Linked DNA regions of Mus musculus: region 1 is linked to region 2. Evidence: chromatin loops called from intact Hi-C (ENCODE). Cell type or tissue: heart. All regions are shown on one strand. Each heading gives the region's core, and the rest is flanking DNA. Links, peaks and the distances in the headings are about the cores only.

Region 1 (14,848 bases), core at 2,388-10,387, 48 kb after region 2:
CGCCCACCTCCCCTCTCTTCATCACTCCTTGCTCAGCCTGCATCCGGCCTCCCACAAGCCCAGTGTTTGGAGAATGGGGCTCCTCTAAGGCAATGTCTCAAGGGAAGGAGCAGAGGGTGAGAGAAATGAAGTGAGTTATGAAGGTAGCTGACAAAGCAACCGGTAGAACTTTCCTTCCATAATTCTGATTACAAGGAACAAAGCTATAAATGTCCATGGTTGGCAGCCTGAGAAGGAAAGAAGGGTAAAAACTGAGAAACTCTATCTTGAGACAAGCTAGAAAATACTGGATGGGAACAGGGCTGCCTGCCCCCCTCCCCCGAAGCTGAGGGGCACAGGGAGATGAACTCAGTGCAGTCTCTGCCAACAAAGTGAGCCAGCAACAGGGCTGGAAGATGGAGATGCATGCCAAGAAGTCATGGCCCAAGGCCAGGAGAGAAACCTCAGGCAGCAGAACTCAGTCAATGCTGAGGGTCCGCAATTGCTGCAGAGGCCTCCTCCCTAAGTATCCCGAAAGGTTACCTGAGGGTCAGAGCTTCCTAGTTGAGAGCCCCTCATCCCTACCCCGGAGGCAAGGGAAGAGTTGTAGTGACCAGAGGAGGGAGCCCCATCGAGTGTGCTGTGCCAAGAGACCTAGTATGGCAAATTCCTTCAATTCTTACCTTCCTCAAACCCATCCCGGAAGGAGCCTGACCGACTCATTGTTCGGCTCTTCTCATCCAGAGACATGGAGCTGTTCCGGAAGCGGCTGTCGGTGTAGGGGTCATACTGGCCGTCTGCGTTGGACAGGCTGTGGGTCCTCAGCATGGTTGGGTTGGACAAGCTCATCTGGGTGACAGCGGTGGGGCTCGCTGGAACCAGAGGAGCAGAATGAGATGCTGGGTATCCATAGCTCTGTTTGAATCCCAGATGGGGTATCGGGAGAGGCTGCTTATCGCCGGCAGTGTGTGTGTGTGTGTGCCTGCCAACTTCCCTCCCTTGTCTATTTCTAAAAGGTAGTCGCATCAGCATTTGAGTTACAGGCTTAGAGCTAAAAATACGGGAGGGAAGGCGGGTCAGTTCCAAAGCAAGGCTCAGGGCCTCACGTTCCAACTTGGCACGTTCAGGCAGGCCAGTGTCACCTTCCAGGCATGAGCTAATTACTCCCCGGGTTCATCTGAAACAATTCTCTGTAAAGCCAAAAGCCCAAAATAGTCCAAATAGGCTTTTGATCAGATAGGAAGCATTTGCGCATGACAAGGGCCTCTCGCTGCAAAGAGTTATGGCTGGGAACAAACACTACAAGCGTGGGTCTCATGGCTCAGATGGGAGTCACCTCCCAAGAGCATGCAAAGAGACACACTTCCCTGAGCTAGGCTGAGCTTCCTCATCAAAAGCCCTGCCCGTGTTGGCCAGGCATGCTGTATTTGGAGGTATACACTTAATAAAGAGCAAAACTACACGTCAGTGATGACAAGATACAGGCATCACTTAGACTGGATGGGAAGTCTAGAACACTCACAAAAGCCTCTTCTAAATGGTGAGACCAAAAGGGTTTTCTTTCCCTCCAGTGACCAGTCCTCAAATACCCACCTGCATTCCATTACCTCACGCATCCGCTGATAGCAGGCACCCGACTCTCCTGTAACTCAAGATGGAATCTCTCCTGTCGTCTTGCTGATTTGCTACAAAGCTTTAGACTGTTCTCTCATACTTTTGTCTGTCGAATCTGTACCTATGTGTCTGTCTCTAATAGAGAATCCCTCAGCATTCCAGCAGGGCCCAACACAAACCCTTCTCCCCTCTCAGCGTGCCAGTCAACACATTATGTCTGCAGCAGCCATTTCCAAGAACACTTGTTCATTAAAACTTATTTCTGGCTTCATAAAGGAATGGGGAGTAGGCTGGAAAACGGTCTCCTTCACGAGGCCCGAGAAGCAGGATGCACCCAGAGTAGTGGGGAGGTATGCCCCCGCCCCCTACAATCTTCCCTATACGAACCGCAGGAAAAAGACTATGTATGTGGGTGTGTCTGACCCTCAGATTTTATGTTATCTACTAAGTCCAGGCTCCATAGAGTACAACTGAGTTTCAAAAACCTCTCACACACACAAATCTCATAGTGTTTTAAGGGTTGGCCTTTTTTGTGGCCATCCTAAGTCGCATGTGGCGAGAGCACCCAGGACTTTGTGATTTTTCTTTGTTTCCTTGACTGTGTGGCTGAGGGCCGATTAAGATATTGAGAAGGGCCGGGCGTGGTGGCGCACGCCTTTAATCCCAGCACTTGGGAGGCAGAGACAGGCGGATTTCTGAGTTCGCGAAGCCAGCCTGGTCTACAAAGTGAGTTCCAGGAGAGCCAGAGCTATACAGAGAAACCCTGTCTTGAAAACCCAAAAAAAAAAAAAAAAAAAAAAAGATATTGAGAAGGATGTGGCCACGTGCCTGTTTCAAAGCACAAAAGAACCTCAGCCCTGCAGAGTGGACCGGTGCGGCTCAAGCGGCGACTCACCAAGCTGAGAGAAGTTGAATCTTGTTCCTGAAGGAGAAGTGACGCTGGAGCCGGAGGAAAAGGGGGAATTGGTAGCAGTGTCCTGCAGGCCCCCAGCTGAGTGGGACCGGAACCATTCTTTGGCGTCTTCCTGCGTGCGAAGCTGGGAGGTGGGTGTATACCTGGAGACAGAAACCAGGCTGGAATGAACAGCCCTTATGAACACACATTCCCTACAGCCGATGGGGAGTGTGTACAAAGAAAGCTATATTTAAGATGGGGGGGGGGGGGGGGAGAAAAAGCTCAGATCACTGCACGCCCTGAAACTTATGAAGTTTCTCAAAACTTTTTTTTTTTTTTTCCTACTTGGCTGCATCTGGGGAAAATTATAATTCCTTTCAGCTTGCAGGGAACACCTAAGAGGGAGAAAGGCTGGAAATGTTCAAAAGAGCCATCCCTGGGTGTGACTGGAACATGCTGGTTCATGACAGGGTCGCCTCAAAGCCCCCTCCCTGTCAGGAAGAGGGGTTGTTGTTAGTGCTCTGAGGAAGTTTTAATGAGCTAACTGCTGGCATGTGCACGCTGCAGAACCAGTGAATGGTCACGAATCACTGTGTGTTAGTGGGTGGCATTTGGAGAGACCTGGGGTGCTAGTGTTTACAGTAGCTGCTGCAGTTTGTGTGATGCGGGGTCTCGAATAGCCCGGGCTGTTCTTGAATTTGCCACATAGCTAAAGATGACTTTTAACTTCTGATCCTCCCGCGTCTATCTCCCAAGTGCTGGTATTAGAGGCATGACTAATTGTGTATACTTTACAAAATACAGGGAGTTGTGGGCTGAACTCAGGGTTTTCTGCATGCTACACAGGCACTTTACCAACTGAGCCACATGTCCAGCCCCTTAACTGCTACAGTGTAGCACTGACAGGTTTCAGGAAAAGAACCACACACTGCTGTGTCAAATGTGGGGAAGTCTTCAGGAGTCATGGGGTCCACCAGCTCCGGTATCCCAAAACTGGAAGATTTATCGAGCATCTCTGATAGGTTAGGTATCATTACATGCATCATCTAACTAAGGTTTCAAGTTAGGAACGCAACATAATGGATCCTGCTATACGCTCTGGGAAACTGGGGACCACAGGGCTGAGATTCTAACCCATGCTTGTCTGATTCCAAACTCCGCGCTCTTTTCTCTCTTCCCTTAGGCAGCGCCCAGAACTTCTGTAGTACCCACACTGCTGGGGTGGCTGCTGATCAGGAATTTGCTACCCAATATGAGTGTGTTGAGGAGGCAAGCTAGACAGAAAACCAGTATGAATGAGAAGTCTGTTTTCACTCTTGTTGATGGCTATACACCCTCGAAAGGCACATCGGGTGCCTGGAAATAGTTGTCATAAAACCCCATCCTGAATGTTTAGACAATCAATTTTAAAAATCCAGAACTACATAGCTTTAATAGATCTCCTACAGACATGCACACAGCATTTCAAAATGTAACTACTTAAAAGTTAGCTTCCTGACTCTTTGGGTAACAGTGGGTCATGAATTTCTCTCGGTGGGTGGAGTGCTTGCTGAGGGCCCAGGAAGCCCTGGGATCAATGGGCAGCACTGTTGGTGTAAGCCTGCAATTCCAGCACTTTGAGAAGTGGAGGCAGGAGGATCAAAAGTCCAGAGATCATCCGCAGTTACATAGCAGGTTCAAGGCTAGTCGGGGCTACATGAGACCCAGTCTCAAAGACAAGGGACAATGGTGGCATCAGTCATTAACATATCCAGCGGGACACACACGATGGAGCAGAACTCTACTGGGAGGCATCAGTGCATGCCTTCTTGAGTTGATACCCACCTCATGTTAACAACGTTCGAAATGCTCTGGGTCTTAAGAGCCTTGGGTTATTAACTAGACACACACAAGACAGCAACACGACATTTCACTTCACGTGAAAATACTTAACGCTTAATGCAGGGGGAAGCCAGGGCTACAAACAGCAAGGCTTTTTTTAAAGAAGGCAGAACTGACAGAGGTCCACAGGGATCGTGAGCGAACTGAAGCACCTCAGGCTGGTGACAGTGATGACATGATTTGAGCAGTGGTGACTTAGAGCATCCTGCTTCATCAGGATTAGCACCAACAAGCAGCAGAGGCCTGGCTTACTACAGAAGCAAAAGCATTCTTTTTTGGTTCAGTTTTTATTTTATTTTTTCATTCCACCAAAAACCAATCATATGCATTTCTGGATGGGTATTAATAGCTGACCCACTCATTAATTAGGACATTAAGACAACTCTTAGTGATGTTTCATAGCCACAAAGGTATTTTTAAGTTATTATTATTATTATTATTATTATTATTTGGTGGTGCTTGGGATTGAACCCATAGCCTTATGTAGAGCAGGCAAATGCTCTAATGCTCTACCATGGAGCTGATTTCCAGCCAGAAGCAGCTAGAGTTTTAAAATGGGGTCAGCTGACAAAGCCGCATGCTCTAAGTCATGTTCTCCTTTGGAAGCGGCTGTGTGTATACGGACAATCATGACGTGCTCAGCACCCCTCCTGCCGGCCCACCAGGAGCAGTCACTGTTCCTGGCTCAGGGATGCTGGTGGTGAGATGGCTCTGCCACATGAAACTTCACAAAGCACAGACCCTGCTCAAGCAAGTAAGCCACAAATGGAGAGATGAGAATGAGAGAGGGGTCTGTCATCCAAAAATCCAGCTGCGGTGGCCAAAGCAGGGACCCCAGCCGAGCCCAGCCCAGCCCAGCAGCAATGAGGATGACACAGCCAAGCTCCACAGCCACAACAGATGGCATGGGTACAAGGAGGGGACAGATACCTGAGTCCTTTCTTAGGCAAAGTGTTCCTATCAAGGTGCGGGTCACTGTAGAAAAGTTAAAACAAAATCAAGAACTTCAGAGAAGCACAGGGGACTTGAGAGAAGGAAGGCAAGAAGGCTGGGGAGGGGCACGAGGACCCCCAAGGGGCAGGCGCCCACCACCAGCCAGGCATGCAGCACGTCCACACAGTATACAAAAGAAACCTGGTCCTGTCTGCATCCACGCCAGTGCATACTTTACCCCACTTCACAAGGTGGCCTGAGTCGTGAACCCCAACTGTTCCTCCTTTTCCACAGGTTCAAAGCCAAGGCATGGGGCTGTATCATCTAGGAGCATGGTCTGTGCTGCCCTGTATCCCACCTATTGTACCCCTCAGCTCCCCTCCCGAACCCTGCTGCCTCTGGCAAAGGTTTCAAGAAGGGGCAGAGACTCATTGGAGGGTTTCAAGAGGCAGCAGTCTGCATATTTGGAATTCATGTGTGATGAAGTAAATTCCAGGTCCCTCTCAATGTCTCCTTGTTCCTGCCCAGCAAGGGCGTCGCCAGAAGCTGAGCCCTGGGCAGGAGCCTGGGCATGCTGGAACTTGCTGGCTGATAGAGTCAAGGCATCTGAATGTCTAAAGTGCAGGGGCTTGGTGTCTAAGTCTGACAGAAACAAAGTTTGTGCTGTGGATGGGGTGAAGGGGGTTTCCATTAATTTTTTCTCCCCCTAAGCATGAAACAACATCTGCTTGTTATGTTTGGCCAAGCCACCACTCCTCCAGAAACTCGGGGTCAACTTCCATCTCTGAGGCCCACCCACGGCTTGGGGCAGACCCAGGCTTCTTGAGTTGTCAGAGCCCCAGCCCTCTAGGCACTCCGTACCATTATCATTGCTGAATATAGACACACACACAACAGGATACTAGGAACGATACACGGTGAGCCAGACGGCAGCAAAAGCGTTCAAGGGAGAAGAGTCAGCTGGGCTGGGAGGGGGTGGGGTGCGGGGAAGAGACAGAGGTTGAGGGCCAGGCTGCACAGTAGGTGGCAGAGAGTATCCGGAGGGGTAGGGAGGAAAAAGCAAGACTCGAGGCAGGAACATGCCACAGACACCATGGGGATGCCAGTGAGAGCCCCTGCAGCCCTGGCTGAGCATTGGGATTTGGGATGGCCACCCACTTGCCACCTTTCCCTGGGCTTTAGCAGACAGTGGAGCAGGTCCTCACTGGCATGCCTGGCTATCAGAGTATACCAGAGTCACAGACACAAGCGGGAACCTCAGGGCCAACAGCCTTGCACAGAACAACTGGCTTGACAACACAATGGACAGGCAGAAGAACCCAGAGGCTCGGGAGGCCTGCAGTGTCATTACCTGTCCTGTTTCCTGGGCAGAGTACTTCTGCAGAACTTAGGGCTAGCAGCAGGGGAAGAGAGAGGGCTAGAGGTCCAGGCAAGTCGAAAACAAGAGAAGGAACATTAGACAGAAGGAAAAAGAACTGTTATACACAACCATCAGAACACTCTTCTCACTCCCAATGCTGACCCCAACTTTGCTTCCCCGTGGCTGGTCCAGAAACCAGACACACCCCAAGACTGTAGCAGACTGAGTTCTGAGGACTCTTGCAGGTTCTCCATCGCTTATCATGGTGACACCAAGCATCCCCAGCTGTTCCCAGGTCACCTGTCCTGCTCACTCAGTTACACCAAAAGAAGAAAGAAGAAGCTGAAGTTGGCAAGCCCTCGGCAACGGGAGGGCTTTCCGATGCTGAGTGTCATTTCAGACAGTAGCATAAATCTGTCCCATCTGGTGGCTCCAAGCACCAAGGGAAAGAGACAGCAGGAAGCAGTCCAGATGAGCTCTCTCCTAAACTGACTTCCAGTGGAAAGGAAGACTTATCAGAAAGATCAAAACCAAGCTGGGCATGGTGGTGCACACCTTTAATAAGCACCTGGGCGAGCACTGGGGTCTGGGATGGCCTCCCACTTGCCACCTTCCCTTGGACTTTAGCAGACAATGGAGCAGGTACTCACTGGCATGCCTGGCTATCAGTATTTGGGAGGCAGAACAGGTGGATCTCTGAGTTCAAGACCAGCCTGGTCTATAGAAAGAGTTCCAAGACAGAAAAGTGGGGGGGAGAACCTGCCAGGTAACAGCGAAGTAGTTTTTAGATCCCTAACCTCATGTCTGTATCTAGGGAAGGAAATCTTCCTGAGGGCGTGGCACCAACCTTTCCGACAGTGTGGTCTTCACACTGCTGGTGCGGACAAAAGGCATCAAGGAGTCTTCCTTAGTGGAGGCCACTGGACCAGGGGAGGAGTTGTGGCTCAAGCCCCCTCCGCTGCCGAGGGATATGTCAATAGACTCACAGCTGGTGTGCAGGCTGCTAACAGACTGGAAGCCCAGGCCGTCCTTGCTCACTGCCGACGAGCTGGTACCCCAGGTGAGGCTGTTAGAAGGGCCTGAGTGGGCTGAGCTGGGACTGGACGCTAGAGGAGACTGGTTGAGGTCCACGTTCTTACTGTAGAGAGGGCTGCTGCTCCCACTGCTCAGGACACCGCTCCCTGAGGGGGACTCTAGGTTACCTTGCTGGGTCAGGGTGGCATGAGGGTTGGAGATGACCACTGCACTTTTCATGGTTTCGGCTGTGGCGATGGGCTTGGTAGGCTTCCCACCAAAGAGTCTGCGAAGAGACAAAGGGTTGTGTGGGACAAATACCTGGGCCAGACCAAGGTGTGCAGAGCTCCTGAGGCAGAGGAGGCTGTGAGACCCTTGGAAAGGGCAGTGGTCTCTCCTGCAGACTCACTAGGGTCTCTCTAGAGAAAGCCTTGAGGTTAGTTGGGGCTGGATGCCGGTGCTTCCCAGGGACATCTTTCTAGCTCTAGGCAGCAGCTGGGATCCAGCTGTAAGCCCAGGTGACAAAAAGGCTTTCCCATAGACTCAGCCACACCCCTCGATTTTGCTTCCCCTTTCTTTCTCTAGCCCCTACCCAGGAATCTTCTAGAAAGAAAAGAGTTTCTCCTTTCTGTGATACCTAGTGTATGAAGCCTTGGGACTTGGTTTCTTTGGTCTCTCAGCATAATACAAAGGATCAAGACCATGAGTCTACACTGCTGGGAGCCCAGGAGAAATATGGACACGGGTGTATGAGTCACAGAAAGGCAGGGTCCCAGAGAACCTGTGTGTGCTAACACCATACACAGAAATGTGCTGGGTCCACAAGACATCAGACTAAGCAAACCGGTACAAATTACACCTCTGAAACAGGCACATTGAAATGTGATGCCTTGCTATGCCACCTTCTGCTCGGTCCTGCACATGTGACATCTGTACAGGGAAGGCACGGGGCCCTTCTCTTTCATGGGCAGAGAGCCCTCTGGTGAAACCTGCTCCAAGCCAGAGGGTGAATGCAAGGGATCTAATCCCACACTCAAAATGCCGTGAAGGGAACACGTCGCCCTGATAACTGACAAGAAGACTACATACACGTCTTGACAGGCAGATGGGCCTTTCACCTTGTTGCCTGGAGTGGTTTGAGTCTGACTTTGAAGCAGTCCTTCAGATCACAGTATCTGTGAGCCACAAGGGGGATATATAACCCTCACTACAATATCTAATGGCAGAATCAGGGACTGTGCTATCCTGCTCTGAAATCTGGGCATCGGGAGATACCCTCAGCAGCTGCACCTCCCTGTTAACGGACAACTCTTTGGTGACCAGGCTCTTTCCATCGTTAATCAAGTTAACCTTTTTGCCTGGCTTCCGGCCCCACATATAAATGCACGTGCCCTCCTGTCTGAATGCTTGGAATCACTTGAAGGGAGTTACCCATCTCACTCCACTGAGGTCTTCTCCTTGCCACACAATAAATGCACAGCTAGAACCCCAGAGAGACTTAAGGAAAGAGTATGTTAGGAGCTCATGTGTTTTTTAAAGATTCCTGTACATTAGCCTGAAGGTCTAGCAAATGCCACTGTAGCCTCCACAGGAAATCTGAAGACCACATTCCATTACCTCGAGTCTCCTCGAGGTAAATAGTAGGGAAAAATTTTCACTGATGTGCTAGTGTGATAAAACAGCAAAGAACAGCCCAATAGGACCTTCCACCTTAAAAATATGATTTCTGGAGTCCTAATAATTAAGCCTAGACAGGGTACACCACAAAGATTCTTTCAACCTTTGTGTGGCGCTCTTCTGGGATCTTCAGACGTCCCTGTTCATCCTCACATATGAGTCCTGGGACCCATTTCTGTTGTCACAAGCATCATTCTGGGGTCTGTCACGGCCCAGAAGGCAATGTGAGAGCTATACAACTGCCATTCAAAAATGGGCCAGTGAGGACTGGAGAGATGCCTCAGTGGTTAAGAGCACTGGCTGCTCTTCCAGGGGTCCTTAGTTCAATTCCCAGCAACCACATGGTGGTTCACAACCCTCTATAATGTGGTCTGATGCCCTCTTCTGGCATGCAAGTGTACATGTAGATAGAGCACTCACATACATTAAATAAAGAAATAAACAAAATGTTAAAAAATGAGCCAGTAGTGGGGCTTGGTGGCTCATGCCTTTAATCCCAGAACTTGGGAAGCAGAGGCAGGTAGATCTCTGTGGGTTTGAAACTAGCCTGTTCTACACAATGAGTTCCAGGACAGCTATGGAGAAGAAGAAAAAAAAAAAAAGAAGAAGAAGAAAGAAGAAGGAAGAAGGAAGAAGGAAGAGGAGGAGGAGAAAACCAAAAAGAAAAGGGTCCTGTGAGTGATGTAAAAGGAAAAGTTAAAGGGCACATTTACTACCTTGAGAAATTCCATCAAGTAGAGAGCTATGGGGAAGACATTCTTTCCAAAGGGGCTAGGAAGTCCATTTTTATTAGAGGTTAATCTGCTTTTAGAGGTTTATATAAAAGAAAAGGGAACAGCCCAGCTAAAGAGATGCCTCACTGTGTAATGCCCTCACAACCAAGCAGGAGGACGGGATGTCTGAGGCCCAGAACTCACGTGAAGGATGAAGAGGAGTGTGGTACCCACCTGCAATCCTAGACTATGAAGGCAGAGGTAGAGGATCTCATGAGCAACTCAGGCAGGGGCATGCTGGTTAGCAGACTAGCCCGGCTCTGGGCTCAGCAAGAGACTCTGCCTCAGTAATTAAAGCAGAAAGCAATCAAAGAAGACACCGACTTCAATTTCAGGCGTCCCTGTGCATGCACATACATGTATGAGCCTACACGCATGAACACACATACACACTTATGTCACACACGCATATACAACAATATTTTTACAAGCAAACATTTCAAATATTTGTCCATGTGTTATAAAAGAACAGGAGGCTATAGAGATAAGAACACGATGCAACTCCTTCCCTTGAGCTACAGTCTGGGTCTAAAAGTACGCCAGGACCTCACTCTCAGCGTCTGTAACTTTCACTGAATGCCTTCCATAGCCAAGCACAGCCGCAAAGATGAACTTTAGTAGGAACTCAGAGGGAAATACTGTGGACTCCAATGAACAGTAAGAAAACTGAGGCAGGAATCAGAAAAGTGATCTGAGAGCTAATTAAAATAAAGTCAAGAAGCATGGTTCTAGAACTTTCTGTTTCCCATCCTGGCATGGAAGAAAAAAAAAAAGCAGAGTACAGACCCGTCGGCAGGAGCTGGCCCTTGAACTCAGCGTTACAAAGAGCGAAGGCGCCGCTAGAGGATGCTTTACACCACTTACTCAGGCCCTCCTCAGCCCCGTGCTTACCTGCGGAGTGTGGGAGAGGCCACATCTGCATACTTGGTCCCTGGCTGCAGAGTGGCCTGAGCTGAGCTGGACACCGGCTGGGTGGCTGGGTTCACTTTCACAGAGTTACAGGAAGCCACGCTCTCGCTGTCTGAAGAGATGCCTTTCTCCTTGTCCGTCTGGTTGACAAGCCCTGGTAGGGAGCTGCCAAGGGATGCTTTGGAGGGCTCCCTCAGCTTGGGCACTGGCAGGCCTGCCGACTTGCTGCTCATGTTAGAGTCGATGCTGCTGGTGCTGCATCTATTCCCTGCTCCATTCCGGCTGTTGGACTTGCTGGGCCTAGGCAGGCTCCGGTACTGTAAGTTCGTCCGGGAGCTGAGAGACAGATACCCATCATCCTGGTTTGGGGCTCCATCCATGCTTGTCTTCCGACCCGTGGGCCGACCGACGAGGGCGGACGACTTGGGGATTTTACCCAGTGTGGCAGACCTGCTGGTGACGGTGGCCCCACTGGCTGTGATCATGGCCAGCCCAGCAGCAGAGCCGCTCTGTTTCTTGAACCCAAAGCTGTTGGCATTGACCGTGGGCGTCCTAGAGCTGCTGGGGAGGGTCTTTTTGGATTCATCCCCGCTGCTGCGGCCAGCATCCGATGGGGAGCGCTTGACCTGGGAAGCTTTGGGCGAAAGCCTTCCCTTCTCAGACACCTTGGCGTCATCTGTTTTTCCTAAGAGAGAAACCAGCAAGGTCAGACCAAAACCCTGACGCTGCTGGCTACTGTGTTTAGGATGGGTACCCCTCTAAAGACTGTGATCGCCCTGAAGGGGAACAGGGCAGGGGAAGTCAGGAGAGAGCTTTGCACAGAGATAATCTCATCTGTTGCAGTTGCTCAGGGTCTTTTAGAATGCGTTGCTGATTTTGCTCTTTTCTAAGCAGTCTCAAATGACCCGAGCGGAGCAAAGCCAGGAAGCGATTGGTACCTCCATGCACACAAGACTCTGTCATACACTGTCCTCTTCCCCCATGTCTATGACATGGACCCTGACATTTCTAGGGTACAGCATTCAACATACCAATATAACCTTGAGGAGCTTGGACTAGTGTGTGAACTTGATGGTGAGAGGTGAAACTGAGTACTGACCAGTTGATAGGCTGTGACAAAAGCTTCACATGGTAGCACTGTCGATGCATACACACCCCTCCTCAGAAAGAGCCAGGGAAGCTAACCTTTAAGGAAGCCGTCGTGGGGGCTGGAAGAGGCAGCTCCCTCAGTAAAGCACTTGCCTTACAGACATGAGGGACTGAGTTAGAGAGCCCAGAACCGACCCTTAAAAAGGCAGTTGTGGTGGTGTATATTTATAATCCAAGTGCTGAGGAGGCAGAGGCAGGAGGATAGCCACCTAGCTTACTAGCCAGCCTAACCTACTTGGTGATCTCCAGGCTAGTAAGAGACTCTGGCAAAAAGAAAGGGGGGGGGAGGAAGAGGGGAAAGGAAGGGAGGGAGAGGGAGAGGGAGAGGGAGAGGGAGAGGGAGAGGGAGAGGGAGAGGGAGAGGGAGAGGGAGAGGGAGAGAGAGGGAGAGGGAGAGGGAGAGGGAGAGAGGGAGAGAGGGAGAGAGGGAGAGAGGGAGAGAGAGAGAGAGGGAGGGCTGGAGAGATGGCTCAGCGGTTAAGAGTACTGACTGCTCTTCCAGAGGTCCTGAGTTAAATTCCCAACAACAACATGGTGGCTCAGAACCATCTGTAATGGGATCTGATGCCCTCTTCTGGTGTGTCTGAAGACAGCTACAGTGTACTCATATTAAACAAACAAACAAACAAACAAACAGAACTGGATGTAGTGTTGCACGCCTTTAATCCTAGTATTTGGGAGGGAGAGGTAAAAGGGTCTTTGTAAGTTCGAGGCCAGCCTCATCTACAGAGTGAGTTCCAGGACAGCCAGGGTTACAATATGGGACTCGGTCTAAAAGAAAGAGAGAAGAGAAGAGAAGAGAAGAGAAGAGAAGAGAAGAGAAGAGAAGAGAAGAGAAGAGAAGAGAAGAGAAGAGAAGAGAAGAGATGGGTAGATGGGTAGATAGGACAGACAGACAGATAGATGATAGATATATAGATAGATAGACAGACTGGTAAGATTAGACAGATATAGATGATAGACAGGTAGATGATAGATATTCGGAAAGATAGATAGATGGTAGCCAAAACAAAAAATGAATAGTGGGAGGGGGTGATGGTGTTGTAGAACAATATCTGAGATTATCCTCTGGTGTCCTCACGCATGTCCACACAGTATGTACTGGCATACTCACACTTGTGTACATACACCACACACATGTGCACACATACACACACACACACACATGCATACAGCTATGCATACACACCACAAAAACGATTGTGGGCAAAACAGCAACCTGAAGAAGTTACATGTAATGTAAAGCCACCACTAAAGTCACCATGATTTGGCCTCTCACTCACCAGTCCCTGGAGTCTTCAGTGTGCCCGTCGGAGCCGATGGCTTGGTCCTTGGCATGGTGATGCCCACCTCTGCCGTCATGCCTCTCCGCCATGAGCCTGTCTGTGAGAGGACTGGATTCTTCTTGCCAGACACACTTTTGTCCGACTCATCAGACATGTCTGAAGGATTCCGCCTCCACTTGGAGCCCGGCTCCATCTTCACACCACTGTCTGAGCCTCCATCTGATTTCTTGATGTCGTCACCAGACCATAGGGAATTCCTCTCCACCTGTGAGTGCTTCTCAGCGTCAGTCTGTGGACAGGACACATGCTGAATTAGAGCTCACCCATGCACGCCGAGACAATACGGGGACTACTTAAGGACTTTCGACACCTCGGACATCTGCTTACTTTGTGAGAAAGTCACAGCAACCTCTACTTTTTTTTTTCCCCTGTAAGGAAAGACTAATGGAGGAGAAAAAGAGAGCAAAAGGTCTGGGGGGAAGAGGAGGCCAAGGGCCCCAGGAGGAAAGCAAGCAGAGTAGAGGGAGAGGTGATAAGAAAGGGGCCATTGACTCTGCCACTTGCAGACAGCCACCTCTAGCCCTGATTAAATCCCCACCAGCACCAGCCTGTCCCCTTCCCTTTGTTCCCAATCTTCCTGTCGTTCCACTGGCAGGGAGAACTTTGCATCTAGCTCTGCAGACAGTCTAACACACCCAAGCAAGGGAGCAAGCAAGCCTGCAAACTCCTCAGATCTGGGAAACATTCAACTGGCAACAGCAACTGGGCTCACTCCCGCCCAGCTTCGTCTCTGAGCTTTTGCTCCCCGTGATGCCAGCCTGCGTTCTCAGACAAGTAAGATAATTAGACAACACTCTTTGGAAGAGCCTGACCTGCTGGCCACGAAGCCCAGGAAGAGATAGGAGTGTGCAGTTAATGAACTGCAGGGCCGAAGGACACAAAGGGAGAGGAATGCTCTGGGGCCTGGGGGCCTTGAGGCTGGGGGAGGGGACTGAAAGGGAGAAGCTGTGTATGAACAAGAAAGGGGAAGTAAGTCAGCAGTGCTTTTGGGTTGGACACGAGCCCCCTAGATGAGCTGCCTAGAAGGGGCCAGGCAGGCAAGGCGAGAAATGCACGTGAACTGGGCAAGGCCTGGCCTGAGGCCATGCTACCCAACAGGACAAACTCCTTCCTATAGAGGGCTGAGTGGAGGAGAGCCCAGTGTAGACAGGAAGCCCCTATTCAACCTCCATCCATTACAGCCTCCTGGTGGTGCTTGCACTTGCTTGGTCCTCCCTAAAACACACATCGAGCTGCAGCTATGTACAAAGGACCAGAGATGGGACATGAGGAAGGAACAACTAAAAAACTCAGCCATGTGAGGGCCAGAGGGAAGGTC
Region 2 (14,848 bases), core at 3,052-11,051:
GATGAGGTTAAAAACCCTGATCGTTAACAGAGACACCCTCGGTGGGGCCAGGAAAGTTTCTATAAAACACAAAGAGCTCAAAGATGTCCATACGGTGAAGAGGACACCAGTGTGCTGAAGCCATGGCACACTGAGGGGTGTGTCCTAGAGTACAAATTTGCAAGGTTGAATGGACTTGTGGGGTCACTGTCCAGTGAATTTGTTGGCTGGAGACCGATAGGAGCCTAAAAAACATCTCTCTCTCTCTCTCTCTCTCTCTCTCTCTCTCCCTCCCTCCCTCCCCCTCCCCCCCCCCCAATCATACATCCACATAGATGACTCTCTGAGATGAGAGGTCGGCAACTTGTGTTCTCTTCATGGATAGATGACTTATAGCCCTGTTTACTTCGATGGGGAAGACACACACACACACACACACACACACACACACACACACACACACACACACACACACACAACCCCAGGCAGGCACAACACTCATGTGAATGGACACGGTCAGCACAAAACCAGTAAGGCATTGCATGGGGGCGGTCAGCACCGAAGAGGTCAGGCAAGGCTCATCGGGACGGAGGCACGGCTGGCCGGGTTTCTGGGAAGGGTGGCCGCCCCTCCCTGGCTAAGCTGTGTCACATTGGATCTGAGGAAAGTGCCAGCTTTTGGTGAGGGGGCATCGTCAACTCCTCCTGCAACTGGGGTCTGGGGTGCCCAAGGTGATGCTGTGGGGTTCTCAGCTCTCAGAGACAAGAAGGAAAGGCGAGGTCCATGGCTCACCCACAGGAGGAGAACTAGTCCTCCTCTATCTGAAAGGATATGGATGCCCACACAACCCCGGAAGGAGGTGTCGAGGGCCCAGAACTGTGACAGTGGACACTGAAAACCCAGGCTGAGGGAGGAGGCAAACTCTACTTAGTTCTTGCTTTCACCAAAGGACTAATTCTGGTCAAGGGAGTGGGGGTTGGGGAAAAGGGGCCTTCACAATCAACCAGGAAGAAAGGCAGACACAGGCAGGGGTTGATAGTTCTCCAAAGAACTACTTGTACAGTACACAGTGTTTGCGGACAGAAACCTGACCATTTAGACAGACGAAGGAAACAGGCGCGCTTTTCTGTGTTGCTAGCCCCATCTGCTCACTCACATTCTTGCATCTTCACTTGCTCTCACAGATCATGGGGGTGGGGGTGGGGGTGGGTGGGAGGGATGATGGGCCGGGAACAGGGGGAGGGGTGCACTGGAATAGACAGAATACCTCTCGGGAAGGCGAGCACCATGTGGAAAACAGAGACATGTGATGTATGGGTGTCCCTGGGTGGCGCTCCAAGCAGGCGCCCTCGTTAGCACCAATTCTTCCATGGAGGGTGGGTGGCATGGCTCTGGGGTGCTGGTGGCCAGACCCAAACTGGCGGGGTCTGTGCTGGGAGTAAGCCCTGCTGTCTGTGTTTCCAAGTTGAGTTTAGTCTTTTCTGTCTGGGGGGTAGTATGTGGAGGGATGCTGTTGGGTTTCAGGGCACCAAGTGGAATCTTACGTTTAAAATTTCCATTTAAACCCTTTATATTTCAACAGTGAGGATCCTTTCCCATGAAGTATTTTCAGTGTCTCACGGAGGTCACGGCAACAAGGCAAAAAAAAAAACGAGGATGAGGGTAGAAGAGAGGCTAGTACAGTTGTCACTGTCGGAAGGGGAGGTCCTGGGCTGCTCATGCGAGGGCAGAGAGCAAGGGACGAGGAGGGGTTCCTGCTCCCGCTACTCTGCTCTGGCTTCAAGGCTGTGGCAGCCAGGGCTGGCTCAGGAAGTCATCTTCAGAACGAAGTGGAGGATGCGGGGTGGGATGGAGCGAGGGAGAGTGGGGGAGTCTCCATCACAGAGTGGACTCCAAGGACGAGTCCAGGATGTCGTCATGGTGGCTGTTGCTGTTGGAGTCGCTGTCATAGCTCTGGGGGCTGGAGTAGTTGGCCGCCTCCTGCAACCTCATCAGCATGTTCATCTGTGGGGAGAGCAGAGGGGTTGGAGTGCCTGCCAGTTGGCTGGGAAGCCCACCCTGGCCTCTTTGGAGCCCCCGCCACCTACTCCAGACTCACCCCGCAGGTCAGGGCTTACCAGAGAGGCTGCAGACAAGAGCACAAGAGTCCTGGGCTCAGATTCCAGCTTCCCTGCTTACCCTTCCATGACCTTGAAAGGTTACTTAGTCCTTTTCTGTGGCATTTCCTTACTGCTCAAACTTAACTCAATAGTTCCTGCCCGTCATGTGGAGGTCTGGGATGAGCTAATATATTTGCCACACTGTGAGTTAAGTGGAAAACCCTACCAATGCCATCCCCACGGCTGTCGCTAGCAGCCTTGACATCTGAGGCATAAGGGCCTCAGTCACTGCCACAGCCTTTGGGAGGGGGAGGAGCAGCTTGCCAGGAGCAATCATGGTGCAGGGGATATGCGCCACACCACGTACCAAAGCACCCGAGCCTCCCTTGTCCCGTGCGTGGACCAGACGCAGGGCTGATCTCTTGGGGAGCAAAGGACATGGTGTGCTGACCACTCAAGAACAGCCCACCCGCTGCAGAGCAAGCTTTTGAATATGTTTGGCCCAGCGAGTGGCACTACGTGAAGATGTGGCCTTGGAGTAGGTGTGTCGCTGTGGGTGTGGGCTTTAAGAACCTCTTCCTAGCTGCCTGGAAGTCAGTACTCTCCTAACAGCCTGCAGATGAAGATGTGGAACTCTCAGTTTCTCCTGCACCATGCCTGCCTAGATGCTGTCAAGCTCCCACCTTGAGGATACTGGACTAAGCTTCTAAACCTGTAAGGCAGCCCCAACTAAATGCTGTCCTAAGAGTTGCCTTGGTCATGGTGTCTGTTCACAGCCGTGAAACCCTAACTAAGACAGAGTGTGAGCTGTTGCCTGCCACCTTTACCTCAAGTGGAGAAAGAACCCAAGCCTAACCTCCTAACCTCCTCTGGCAGCCATACAGCAGTTAATTCTCTGCAGCAGAGAGGGCTACTCACTATCGAATACCCCCAGTCAGTCCAGATCTCAGGACGGATGACGCAATGACCTTGCTAGCCTCAGTAAGACCCACATGACCTTGGCCTTGAGAAATGTCTACTGGATCCGGCATTCCCTTCAGACCCTGGGCAGGATAGCAGCGTTGAATTCTTTTAGTCAGCACCTATTCACAGCCTCAACACGGGGTGGCTGTGCTGCAGCAGCGACTGGCAGGACGCAGACTACCGAGGTCACCTGCTGGCATTTATTTAGTCCACTGGCTCCTCACGAGGGCTAGAACAGGTGATGTGGCTGCCTTCCAGCCCTGCCGCCCTTCTGAAGAGTGTTCCTCCATTATGCAATGCAAGCAATACTCTTTGTCCGACTTTTGTCGCAGCTGCCATAGAAGTGAGGGGCGGGTTTCAGGCAGGCTGACAGCCATATCTGGGGGGACTTGGGCACACTTCCTTCCTTCCTCCAAAAAGCTCCTATGGCTTTTTGTTGAGTGAGGTATAACTTGGCAGCATTGCTATGCATGAGTCTAGAATTGATTGGGGCTTTATCATTGCTACCCAAGGTCTGTCTGTTTGTCTTCCTCTTTTTTTTTTTTTCTTTTTTAAGTTTCTCTTGTCCCTTAGCAAAGCATGGTTCAGTCTCATCCCACTAGCCAGGGTACCTGGGTTGGGGCTGTCACGCCTTCTGCTTGTGTCTCCTGGTCTTAAAAACCTCTCATTGTCTGGCTTGGGAGCCAAGTCCCTAGTACTCTCTAGGACAGTATATGGCAATGGTACCATCTCAAATCAGAGGACAAACAGCGGGGCAGAGGACATTCAAAGGGGAAGGAAATAAAAACATCGAACGTTCAACCTTATACAAGAACAACTTCAAGTGAAGTTAAAGGCCTTAAACGGGAAATGCACACCATGGAAGAAAATACCAGAGAGGAACGTCCTGTCCCTATCAATGGGGTGAGTCCAGCCTTCCACAACAAGCTTTTGCCAATCTCCCACACCCCAAGAGCTTTGCCTCCCACCCAGCCCATGGCTGCCACTCCCTTCAGTGCTGTCAACTCACCAGTGGATCTCCTTCAGTGTCGCTGGGGGGCACCTGCTTGCTTGTTGACCCCTCCCGAGGCAGGGAGTAGCCATCGAAACCCACGTCCTCAGGCCGGAGCTGCAGGAGTGGGGGCCACTCGTGCTGCTGTGGGCTGGCGGCCCATGGGTAGGTGTCCATTACCCACTTGGCGGGGTCCTCCCAGGGGGCACGCCTTCCGTAGAGCTGCAAACAGGCAAAAACGGGTACAGACTGGAAGCAGGCCGAGACTCTCTCTTGTTGCCCCAGTTCTGTAGCTTAATGGAAAACCTCCTAAACCAGCATTCTGAATAGCATTATGAACTAGAGAAATCGTCCAGGATAAACACAGCCAATGGGTTAGGTGCTCAGTCTAACAGACTCGGGCTCACTCTCGGCTCTTAACTAACCTTCCCGAGTCACCTCTAGAATCCCACGGGTTAAGCCCACTCAGAGATTGGGTTCTGGGCAGCAACATGGCAAGACAAGGGTCTGATGATGAAATAAACCTGTATTTTTTTCTCTCTCCTTTTTTTTTCATGCACATGTGTGCTGTGTGTGCGCATGTCCACATGTGCACAAGTGTGCATGTGGAGGCCCGAGGTCAATGTTGGGAGTTTACTGGGTGTCTTCCACACTGTGCTCATTGAGGCAGTTGGTCAGCTGGACCCAGAGCTGTGTGATTCAGCTAGTGTACCTGCCAGCATGCTCTGGGGGTCTCATTTCCTCATATTTTGACCATGGAAGTAAAAGGGGGACCCCATAGCTATTGGGAATTTACATGGGTTCTGGCGATCTGACCTGTGGTCCTCTTCCTTGCTGCTTGTGTGACACGCACACGGACAGCTGAGCTATCTCCCCAGGTCCTGAACCCCCATTTTTCAAGTATATCTGACTCTCAGAGTGCTTCTGTGGGCACGTGAGTCCCTTTTTAAGTACAACATTAAGAGAGGACACTGTGCACGGGCAACAGTGATGAGATCTTTGCTGGCTCCGGATTCTCAGACTTGCCAGTGAGAGGAACCGATGTAGTCCCCAAAGGGCGAGCTATACCATCTCTTAGTTTTACAAGGCCAACAATATCCTGCTTCGAGGGTTCTTTTCTCAAGCCTTGAGGCCCTGACCTGGCAGTAATCTTAATGACTGTTCCTGACAGCCTTGTGAGATGTATGTATTCTTTAAAGAATGGAAACCTAAGCTGGGGGGCTTCTCACAGCGAGGCTCTGACCACTGTGAGGCTGGGTCTGGCGTGTCTGTTTCCTCTGCGTGCCCTGGGTGCCAGGGGCCAGCCATGAACAGCAATGATGACTCGAACAGAAGCATCGCCCCATGGCTTAGAGATGGGGGAGCCCCAGAAGAGCCATTGCAGATCAAGTCTGCTACCCTCTGGCCACTGGCATCAAAGCAGACATGATAGGGCATGCTCACAGACAGGGCAAGGCAGGGTAGGGTTGTCTGGGCTGTAAAGAGGTGCTTCTACAGTGACTTCAGGGTACATAGATGGAAAATTCCAGACACCACCTCCCTGTGAGCCTCTTCTAACCTCTTGGAAGCTGCAGAGGGGAAATGAAGAGGTAAATAGTACTCAGACCAATACATAACGGGGTCCAGCTCTGGTCCAATGGACCCACACCTTTGAAAGTTACAGTTTCTCAACTGAAAAAGAGCCCGTCTACTTAACAGGTGCCCTCTCTCTTATCTGATGGGACACCAGAAGCTAACGGCACTGCTGATGTGAAAGGTTGGAAGGCAGATCTGGATTAGAACCCAGGACTCAAACTTCCTTCTTGGGGCCTTTCCCTCTTACTTACCCACGGGACCACTTTGAATCAGCAGAAACGATATTACTGGAGCCTGAGAGCGGGGCTGTTCACCAGACCTCCCCATGTCAGCCTGGCCTAAGTTCATCATTCGCTCTGGTGGGTCCCCTCTCCCCGAGTCCCCTGAGTTACTCCAGGTCTTAGAATCTGATTTCTATCCAGGATGCCACCCACACTACCCCCACCTTAGATAAGCCCATCTCTTTATATTAGTGGCTTCCTCCTTCACTTTACCTCAGCACCTCCTATGACATTATCTTGTCAGATGTCAGCTCATTGTCTCCCCCATACCCCAGCCTAGCCTCTAGCCTAGTTTGCTGCTACAGCTCCCTTCATCAATCTTGGTTCTTGAATTCAGTCCAGCAGCCTAAAGCAGTTCAGTATGAGCAGGAACGATTTGGGAGAGGGGCGGGTGTGGACCCATGTGTGGATCAGGAGTGAAGAGGACACAGAAGTGGCTGGGGATGGTTACAGCTGAAGAAGCAAATTCAGATTAGAAGCCTCTCCCTACCGGGCCCTCTGAAGGAACAAGACTGCCTTTCCAAGGGGTCCCTCAAGGCCTTAGAACCACTAAGGCTGAGGCTGAGCATGCCCTTAGCACTCCTGAGGCCCAGTGGTTTTGTCCACACTTGCTCTTCATCCTTAGCCCCTGCACTATAGGCTCAGAGAACAACTGGGTTTCCAGAAACCAGGCCAGTACAATTGTCCCATAGGTCAGATTTTTTTTTCCCATTTTTTGGAGGGGAAAGCCAAAGCTGGCACAGGGGACTGCAGAAGGTGTCAGAGGACCTTGGTAACTGAGGAAAGGTCTCTGGGTGTCCTTCTGCAGCACCTGCCCTTAACACCCCCAGTCTACCCCCAACACCAGGCCTTCTGAATTGCTCCGCTCTGCAGACACCAGACACACTGGCAAGCGTTTCTGATGACAACGGGGAATGGGACCTGAGACTGAGTCATAAGGTAAGCATTCGTAGGTGCAGCAAACATTAGCTGTAAGAACAAAAAACATTTTCTTTTTTACAACCCTTCCTACATTCCACAGGATGTGGTCAAGGCCAGGTGGCCGTGAGTCAGTCTAAGGCAAGCAGAGGAAGTGTTGTGCAGCTTCCGGGCTCTTCTGCAGACTCTGGAGGGCAGCTGGACAGGCAGACAATCACTTTCCCCAGGGAGGAGGAAGCTGGTCTACTACTGGCTCAGGAATTAAGGATGATGCTAAGACACTGGAAACTAAGATTTGGGCTGCTGCGAACCTCCTGATCCTACAGGAAGCACAGGACTCCTGGATGTGCACGGCAGCACCAACATTCACATTTAGGAAGCACTTCTAGGCATGACTTACACACAGGTGACTTTCATTCACATATTCCAGAAAAAGATACTACCGCCTGCATGCTCTCCACTAGGGGGCGATGCGTTGTCATGTCCTGTCCCGCCCACACGCAAGCATTGCCTGAGTCTGATGGTAAAGGCTGGTGCCTGCAAGAATGACTTCCCTGTATTCTTTCCCTGTCTCCCCATGGGCAGCCCTCTTTCTGGCTCCTAACATGTGACAGCCCCCTTTGGAACCTATTCTGAGGTCTCCACCTCTTCTCAACTCATAGCCTTGGCTAAGGAAGGGCACACATGTTCTAAATGACAGTGTGCTTCCCTAGTGGCCACTGTGCAGGGGAGAGGTGAGGAGGGAAGGACCCCGTATGGTACCTGGCACACACTCAGCTTTCCCTCAGAGGGAGCCAAGGAGAGAGGGGAAGTGAAATGAGCTTTTTAAAAAATTAAGGACTTTTCTCATCTAGTGAAATCACAGGTAGAACCCTGCCTAACACTAAACCAGGCACAGCAGTGCACACCTTTAATCCCAGAACTCAGGAGGCAAAGGCAGGCAGATCTCTGTGGGTTCAAGGCCAGGCTGGTCTACACAGAGAGACTCTGTACCAAACAAACAACAGCAAAATAACACGTGTGTTAGCACGTGTCTACAATCCCTGCATGCTGGAGTTTGAAGTAGAAACATCAGAAATTCAAGGCTAGCCTGGGCTATATACAGAGTTCAAGGCCAGCTTAGGCTATATAAGACACTGTGCTTAAAACAACAAAAACCACCGGGCAGTGGTGGCGCACGCCCTTAAGGGATTAAGGAGGCAGAGGCAGGCGGATTTCTGAGTTCAAGGACAGCCTGGTCTACAGAGTGAGTTCCAGGACAGCCAGGGCTACACAGAGAAACCCTGTCTCGAAAAAAAACAAAACAAAACAAAAAAACACCAACAAAAACCCAGCAAACCCAACCAAAAAACTTTGCTTCCTGGCTACCTATAACACTTGTAAGTTACAGGAGACCCTAGGATGGCCTCATTGTCACAAAGTAGCTGTAGCTGTCACATTGCTCTGGACTCCAGCCCTCACTCAATCATGGTGGTCTGCTGAGGGAACTATGTTAAGGTCAAAGCTTTGGCTGGCCTTGGGTTTTCTTCCCTGTATTCTCTCAGGGCTGCAGGAGTGCCAGGACCCTGGTGTAAAGCCTGGTAGATCCTCCAACTTCCACCTTAACCCCGACAAGGAAACACGGCCAATCCTTATGAATCAGCAGACTTCAGGGCCGCCTCCTGTACTAATTTACCAGGCAGAGCTAGGAGATTTGGGACAGGGTGGTACTAGGCAATCCTAACCCAGCTGTCTCCCTTCACTGCTTCTACACTGAGGACATGTCCTTCAGATGACCTCTAAGAATGACACATCCACTTGGTCCCTGTCACAGGCAGGCCCTTCAGCAGCAGCCACTTTGAAGCCCCTCCTATCTATGCCCTTTGCTCTTGGCTGGATGAAGAGGAAGAGTCCCTTCTGCAATGGCTCCCTGAGCAAAGGAATCATAGGTGACTTCCCAGCTATGCCTGAAACCTCCCTTTCAGTTCACCTCCAAATGGGAGGGGCCTTGGTGCCACCAGCCACTGGGGACCAAGGGGTCAGCTCAAGAGTCCTCTTTGTCTCCTTGGACACCTTGGGTATCTTCGCTCAGTCGCCTCTGGCTTTTCTCAAGTGACTCAGGTCATTCCCCTTTGGTTATCAGAAGGACCGCTCGAGGCAAAGAGGACACAAGTGGGAGAACGTATGAGGAAGGAGGCCACAGGGGCAGCAGTAGGTCCTCCAGACAACCATCAAGCCACCCCAAGCTCCTCGGTAACTCCTAAGCTGAGTGACAGCAGTGGGGGCTCCCCAGATGCTACTGGATACAAGAGATGTGCAGCCAGGAGAGCCCGCCAGAACCACCTGTGAGGGGTGCTGAGGCTGGGCAGGCAATATCCTGCCTGGCCTTGAGGTCGAAGTACCTGGGATGAAGTTCAGAAGGTGAAGATTCAAATTCCAGATCCTCTGAGCTTTGATTTCTCTGCAGTGTCTCAGAACCCAGAGTCTTGCCTGTGCTTGGTAAGAACTTACAAGGTAACCTGCCACTACAACCTTGAACTTACAACCTACCTCTCTTTTTCCCAAGTGTAAGATTTTAGGGGGTGTACCATGATGCCTCATTGAGGCTTTGCTTTTATGATCTTTGGGCCTCAATTTTCTCCTCTTGAAAAACTTTAACGATAAAGCTTGGCCCAGATCTTAGGCCTAATCTAGGACTTGAACCACATAAGACAGATAAACAAATCAAACCCACGTATCTGGTTTGATCTCTTTTACATTCCCACGCTGGAGGCTTGATGGCCATGGTTTCATTTAATCCTTACAACTCTCTGTGGCAGAGTAATGCTGTTATCTCCCCTCCCGATAAGGCAGAGACGGTGAAACGCTTTGCCCGGGAGTCACAGTGCTAATGAGCAGCTGAGCCAAGACTTTCAAGCAGCTGTCGTTTCCACCGTGTGCCATTCGGAAGACCACGCAGGAGAGCATGGGGCACTCAAGTCTGAGGAAGTCAAAAGGAGCATGCTTCTCACCTGGAGTCCTTCTCTGACAGCTTCCAGGAGGTAGGGGATTATGGAGTAGTTCCACAGGTCAGTGAACCACACTCTGGAACCATCCACATCAATGGGACATGACAGGAAGAGCCGGGGACCTGGGGACCACAGTGAGATACATCACAACTGAAATGGGGCAGGGTGGGCTCCCCATTGTAAGCTTCCCTCATAAAAGGAATACTGAAATCTCTAAGTAATGGTGGGGCTGATGGCTTGAGGTGTGTCCCTCTGCCCTTCTTTATCTCTGAGGACAGCAAGACATCTCTGCTGGGAACTGTCCTGGCCAAGACCCAGAGGGTAACATATGAGGGAGCCAGGGCTCTTGGAAGACCACTGCCTACGCTATCCTTCCATCAGCTTGCCCCAGCCTGCCTGGCCTCCCACCTACCGATGGTGACATCTGAGGAGCTGTGGGCCTCCAGGAAGCGGTTGAGGTGATGCCAGACCTTCGGGATCCAGTTGATGATCTTCACCAGCTCTGCATTGCGCACCCGCCCACTGATCTCCGTCTCCATGAGCTTCCTCCTCAGGAAGCGGCCGAGGAAACCCTTCACGGGCTCCGTGTGGTTGGCACAAAGCACCCACCTGGGAGAAACAAGGAATGCCTTTCAGTCGCAAGGATGCCCAACGAGATTGGCAAGCCTCAAAAACTAGAGTGTCTGGGAATGGAAAGGTGAGTATACCTACTGTAGTGGAGGCTACATTTAGTACACCCTTGAGGGTTGGCTTGTGTGTTGGCCAGTGAAAAAACGTGTGCAGGGTCCAGGCTAAGGTGGTGAAGTCTATCCCCTACCTAGAAAGAGGCACGGGGAGCCGTGAGGTTGCTGAGTGAAGCCAGGGCAAGCTGTGTCACCATCTTGATGGAGATGAACTACCCTTGGAGGGGAGCCCAGCCATGAAGGATTCACAGAGGATAGATAGAATTGGCAGCTCCACAGACCCTGCTACATGGGGACATTTAAAGGCACAGGCCATCACTGCTCATGCTGAATAGAGGCCAGGACACATGGCCTCAACTGCCTCCTGATACTGACCCAGTGACTGAGAGTCACAGAGGTCAGGGTGTAGGCTTCTGTTCTGACTGGTGTATGGCTCTTATGTTAGGTTCCCTGAGCCTCTGTTTCTTCATTGTAAACCCGATGGGTAAATGGAATTACGTAAGGTCGCTGTGAGAACTAAATGAGCTAACCTGGAGGAAACGCCCAACAGAAAGCCTAGCCCACACCAGATGCTCTGAGAGGGCTGAGCACCCACCATTCTACCTGGATGAGGGGCCAGGGTACCTCACCTGAAGTTATGATGAAGCTGCAGGTTGGGGGTGGAAGAGGTAGCCTGGTTCATCGTGCCGATGATGTAAGGGCTGTTGGGAACACAATGTGAGAAGCCCAGAGTTAGGGGTGAGCTGGAGAGCAAGGGCTTACAGGCAAGGGACTATGGTCGTCCCACCCCCTCCCCCTCTGGCTGTGCATTCAACACTTCGCTGTCACGATAGCCTGGCTCACTGTGTGCCCCCTGCCACCCTCCCCGCCCAGAGGTCTAGAGCCCCCTTTACCATTTGTGGTATTTGCAGTTAAGCAGCCCGTTGAAGATCTCGCCCAGAGAGCTGACGTGGTGCAGGTTGTCCAGGATGATCACCAGAGGCATATCCACAGCGTTGTTCTCGCTGTTGCACTGGTCGGCCAGGTTGGACAGATACTGGCGCAGCTCCTACGGGGGTCAGCAGAATGAGCTTGGAGCGGGAAGACTCACGTGCTCCAGGCCTTCACTGTCCAAGGCCAAGGCAGGAAGAAGGTACCCCTTATGAAGTCACACTGTGGACACCACCTGAGACCTATCTGTCACAGGGCATCGGTGTGGTGCTCCAGGGATGCCGTGAGCATGGGACATGGAAGGCCTGTGGTGGTCTGCCTCCAGCCTCTTATAAAATGTCTGCTCAAGGCCTTTTTAGTTTTTAAAGATTTATTTTATGTATGTGAGTCCACTGAAGCTGTACAGATGGTTGTGACCCTTCATGTGGTTGTTGGGAATTGAATTTTAGGAGCTCTGCTGGCTCTGGTCAACTCCGCTCACTCAGTCCCTGCTCGCTCCAAGCTCAAAGATTTATTATTATACATAAATACACTGTAGCTGACTTCAGATGCACCAGAAGAAGGCGTCAGATCTCATTACGGATGGTTGTGAGCCAACCATGTGGTTGCTGGGATTTGAATGCAGGATCTTCAGAAGAGCAGTCAGTGCTTACTCAGGGCTGCTGAGCCATCTCTCCAGCCCTGCTCAAGGGCTCTTGTTTTCCCTGCTGTGCATGTGCACACAGGCATATGTATGCATCTACATGTGTGTACCTGTGTGTGCAGAGGACAAACTTGAGTGTTGTTCCTCAGATAGGTACCATCAACCCTGTGTTTTGAGACAGGGTCTCTCTCCCTCTTTCTCTCTCCCTCCCCACCCTTCTCCCCCCCCCCCCCCCTCCCTCTCACCAAGCGGGTTAGGCTGTCTGTCTGATGAATCCCCGGCATCTGCTTGTCTCTACCTCTCCAGTATTGGATTATAAGCAAGCCATCGTACCTAATATTTTTCTTTAAAATGTGGATTCTGGGACATCCCAGCCTATAGGTCCAGTTTTTAATTCCCGCTTGACCATTTCTTTAGGAAACTATCATTTCTTGCTATTATGCTAATTTCCCAGGTTTCTGAAGGCAGGTGTCTCATCTTTTGCTATCTCCAAAGCATCCTCCTGGGAGCTAACTCTGCAGAAGTTATTGGAGCAGAAGAGGTTCCAGCCACATGTAAGTGCTGCTGGGTAGTGCTCTGAAAGATGGGAAAGCAAATAGGGGCAGGTGAGTCTATATGCCCCGGGACCAGCGAAGGACCTGCTGCAACTGAACCTTGACGGTTATCTTGGTTGGAGACTGGGACGGCCCAGTGTGCCTGGGTCAGGGCTACTCATCAGAAAAAGACACAAGGATGGAACAGCAGGGAAGATGGCTTTCCAGAGCCTCTTGAGGGGAGTCTGATGACATCACTTAGGACACCCATGGGGACTTAGACTTAGGCAGGGTGGTGAACTCTGTGATGAATGGACTGTGATTGGCTCCTTTTTACAGAAGTTAAGGCATAGAGCCAGGCCACCATCCTGAGACTGTACCAGGGGTAAGTGACAGGCTGGGTCAGACTGAGGCCTGTGAGAACTGCCCAGCTACTGGGGGTGGGGGGGCGGAGGGGATGGTTCCTTCGTCTCTTACAGGTGCACACCTCTCCAGGCTCCCCTTTCAAGCCAAAGTTCAGCTGGCTCATGAAAATGTTCCAGGTTTTTCCCTCCTCTCGACTGCTGCTCACCACAGGCAGATCTCTTGGTTCCTTCTCATTTGGAACTCTTAGCCCTCTTAGCCAGCCCTGCAGTGCATGGCTTAGCCACACCCCGCATGGACACTCTACCCTTGCAGGGAAATGGATCAGCTTGGGCACAGTTTGCCAACCACCACCTGGCCTTCCTTCACTCATCCACTCCTAAGCTGTAGACAGAGAGATGAGAGCTTTTTCTCACCCCTCCCTACATCAAAAGCACAAGAGGAACCGGTAAGCAGGGCCGATAACCACGGATATAAGTAACAGGCCTGAGATCTAATCTTCTCAGGTGCGTGAGATGACTCATAAGGCAGAGGAGCCTTTTCCAAGTCACTTTTGATACTCCAGGCATGCCGCGCCAACACGTAGCAGGTAGGAATCACAGGCTTCCACTGTATCGTGGAGGATGGGTAGATGAATGAATGGATGGATGAATGAACAAATGAATGAAGGACATTGCAACAACCTTTCGCAGGCCCCCCGCCCCCCAGCCAGGACCAGGTCAGACTCTATGGCTCCACTGTTCACTATGAGGGGTGATGGAGCTGGCTATGCACAGGCCTCTAAGATCTCAACCAGGGTCCCAGTACCAACACTTAGTTGGTCTGAGTTGTGTCTAACATGTGACAAATATCCTTCAAGCTGCTGTTGTCAGTCCTGCAACACGGAGACAAGGACAACTAGAGCTTCAAGGGCTCTGTGAGGACAGTTTGCTGTTCATGTGACAGACATCATCAATGTCAGCCAGCTGTGATTGTTGTTATTGGTGATACTGTTGTCTCATAAAATGTTTTACTTGGGGAAAAAAATAGTAACGCCCGGTAGGCACATGTTACACTCTTGGCGAACTAGATACGTCTGAAGGAGCTATCTCTGTGAGTGGACAGGATTGACTAGCCCCAGATGGTCCTGGCTGAGAGGATCTGACTCAAATTGTCCATTTCTGCCAGCCCTGTTCTGAGCTCCTTTCCTGGCCTTCCTAGCATGGAGGGCTTGACCATGCTCATAGTGACAGCAGCATTCAAAGAGCCCAACGTGCAGTGGGCTCAGGGTGGCCTCCTCACCTTGCTGGACTTGTGGTCCACGTTAAAGGTCGCAATGACGCCATCTGTCAACTCCCGTCCTTCCCGAAGTACCACGTACTCAGAGAGCCGGTTGGCCAGGTAGGTTTTCCCAGTGCCGCTGGGGCCCGAGAGGATGATCCGCCGGTGCTCCGTCAGCAGGGATACGTAGCGCTGCAGGATGGGCTTGGGGATCAGGGACTCAAACACCAGAGAGTCCAGGCTGTTTTCCGTGAGCCCTGTTTGAGAGAGATGGGGAGGGCTTAGAGTTGGGCGAAGAGGCTAGCTCTGGCATCATCTCTCTGCAAGACAACATCCCTCTTCATGACATCATCCTGTTCCTCTTGGTCGTCCTAAGACTCCTGCCCACCCAGGGACACTGGAGGCTGAGAGCTCAACATTGCTGCTGTAGGAAGCCACCCTCCTGGTCAGCAGCAACTCCAGTTTTGGGCTCCCTGAACTCTGGACTCCATCTGCCTGTTAGCTCTGGACTCCATCTGCCTGTTAGCATTTGCTAGCCTTGTAGTGCCTACCTCAGTTGATGCCTGAGTCTTGCCCATCCATGTCTCCCACGAATCTAGGTTGCTTCTTCTCTCTCCTTCCTGCCAGGCACCAAGCTGCCCAC

Evidence for each region. A loop is a pair of places that touch in the nucleus more often than their neighbours do. Peaks named below come from ENCODE experiments on the same cell type or tissue, not always from the same donor. Only the 100,000 strongest peaks of a DNase experiment are listed, where the experiment ranks them.
Region 1: a loop joins it to region 2, with 5 times the contacts of the local background. A loop is called at or near these places in 1 of 42 quality-filtered maps.

What each region holds. Positions count from the first base shown.
Region 1 is chr7:49,544,711-49,559,558 of GRCm38, reverse strand. It overlaps Nav2 (neuron navigator 2), which reads right to left. Exons shown (of 39, transcript NM_175272.3): 13 at 13,468-13,759; 14 at 11,018-11,720; 15 at 7,510-7,962; 16 at 6,654-6,719; 17 at 5,300-5,344; 18 at 2,489-2,649; 19 at 663-851. It overlaps Gm32694 (a long non-coding RNA gene), which reads right to left and starts at 32. Exons shown (of 2, transcript XR_003946637.1): 1 at 1-32. In heart, for the core only: no CTCF peak of the experiment used is centred there; no DNase peak of the experiment used is centred there; H3K27ac peaks cover 3,372 bases.
Region 2 is chr7:49,593,831-49,608,678 of GRCm38, reverse strand. Nav2 (neuron navigator 2) reads right to left here. Exons shown (of 39, transcript NM_175272.3): 33 at 14,227-14,462; 34 at 11,370-11,524; 35 at 11,106-11,177; 36 at 10,206-10,402; 37 at 9,797-9,915; 38 at 4,051-4,254; 39 at 1-1,983. The coding sequence ends at 1,858. Among named protein-coding and RNA genes, the nearest start is that of Dbx1, 36 kb to the left of the region's middle. In heart, for the core only: a CTCF peak has its summit at 7,264 (motif pointing right); DNase peaks (open chromatin) are centred at 3,278, 4,208 and 7,292; H3K27ac peaks cover 525 bases.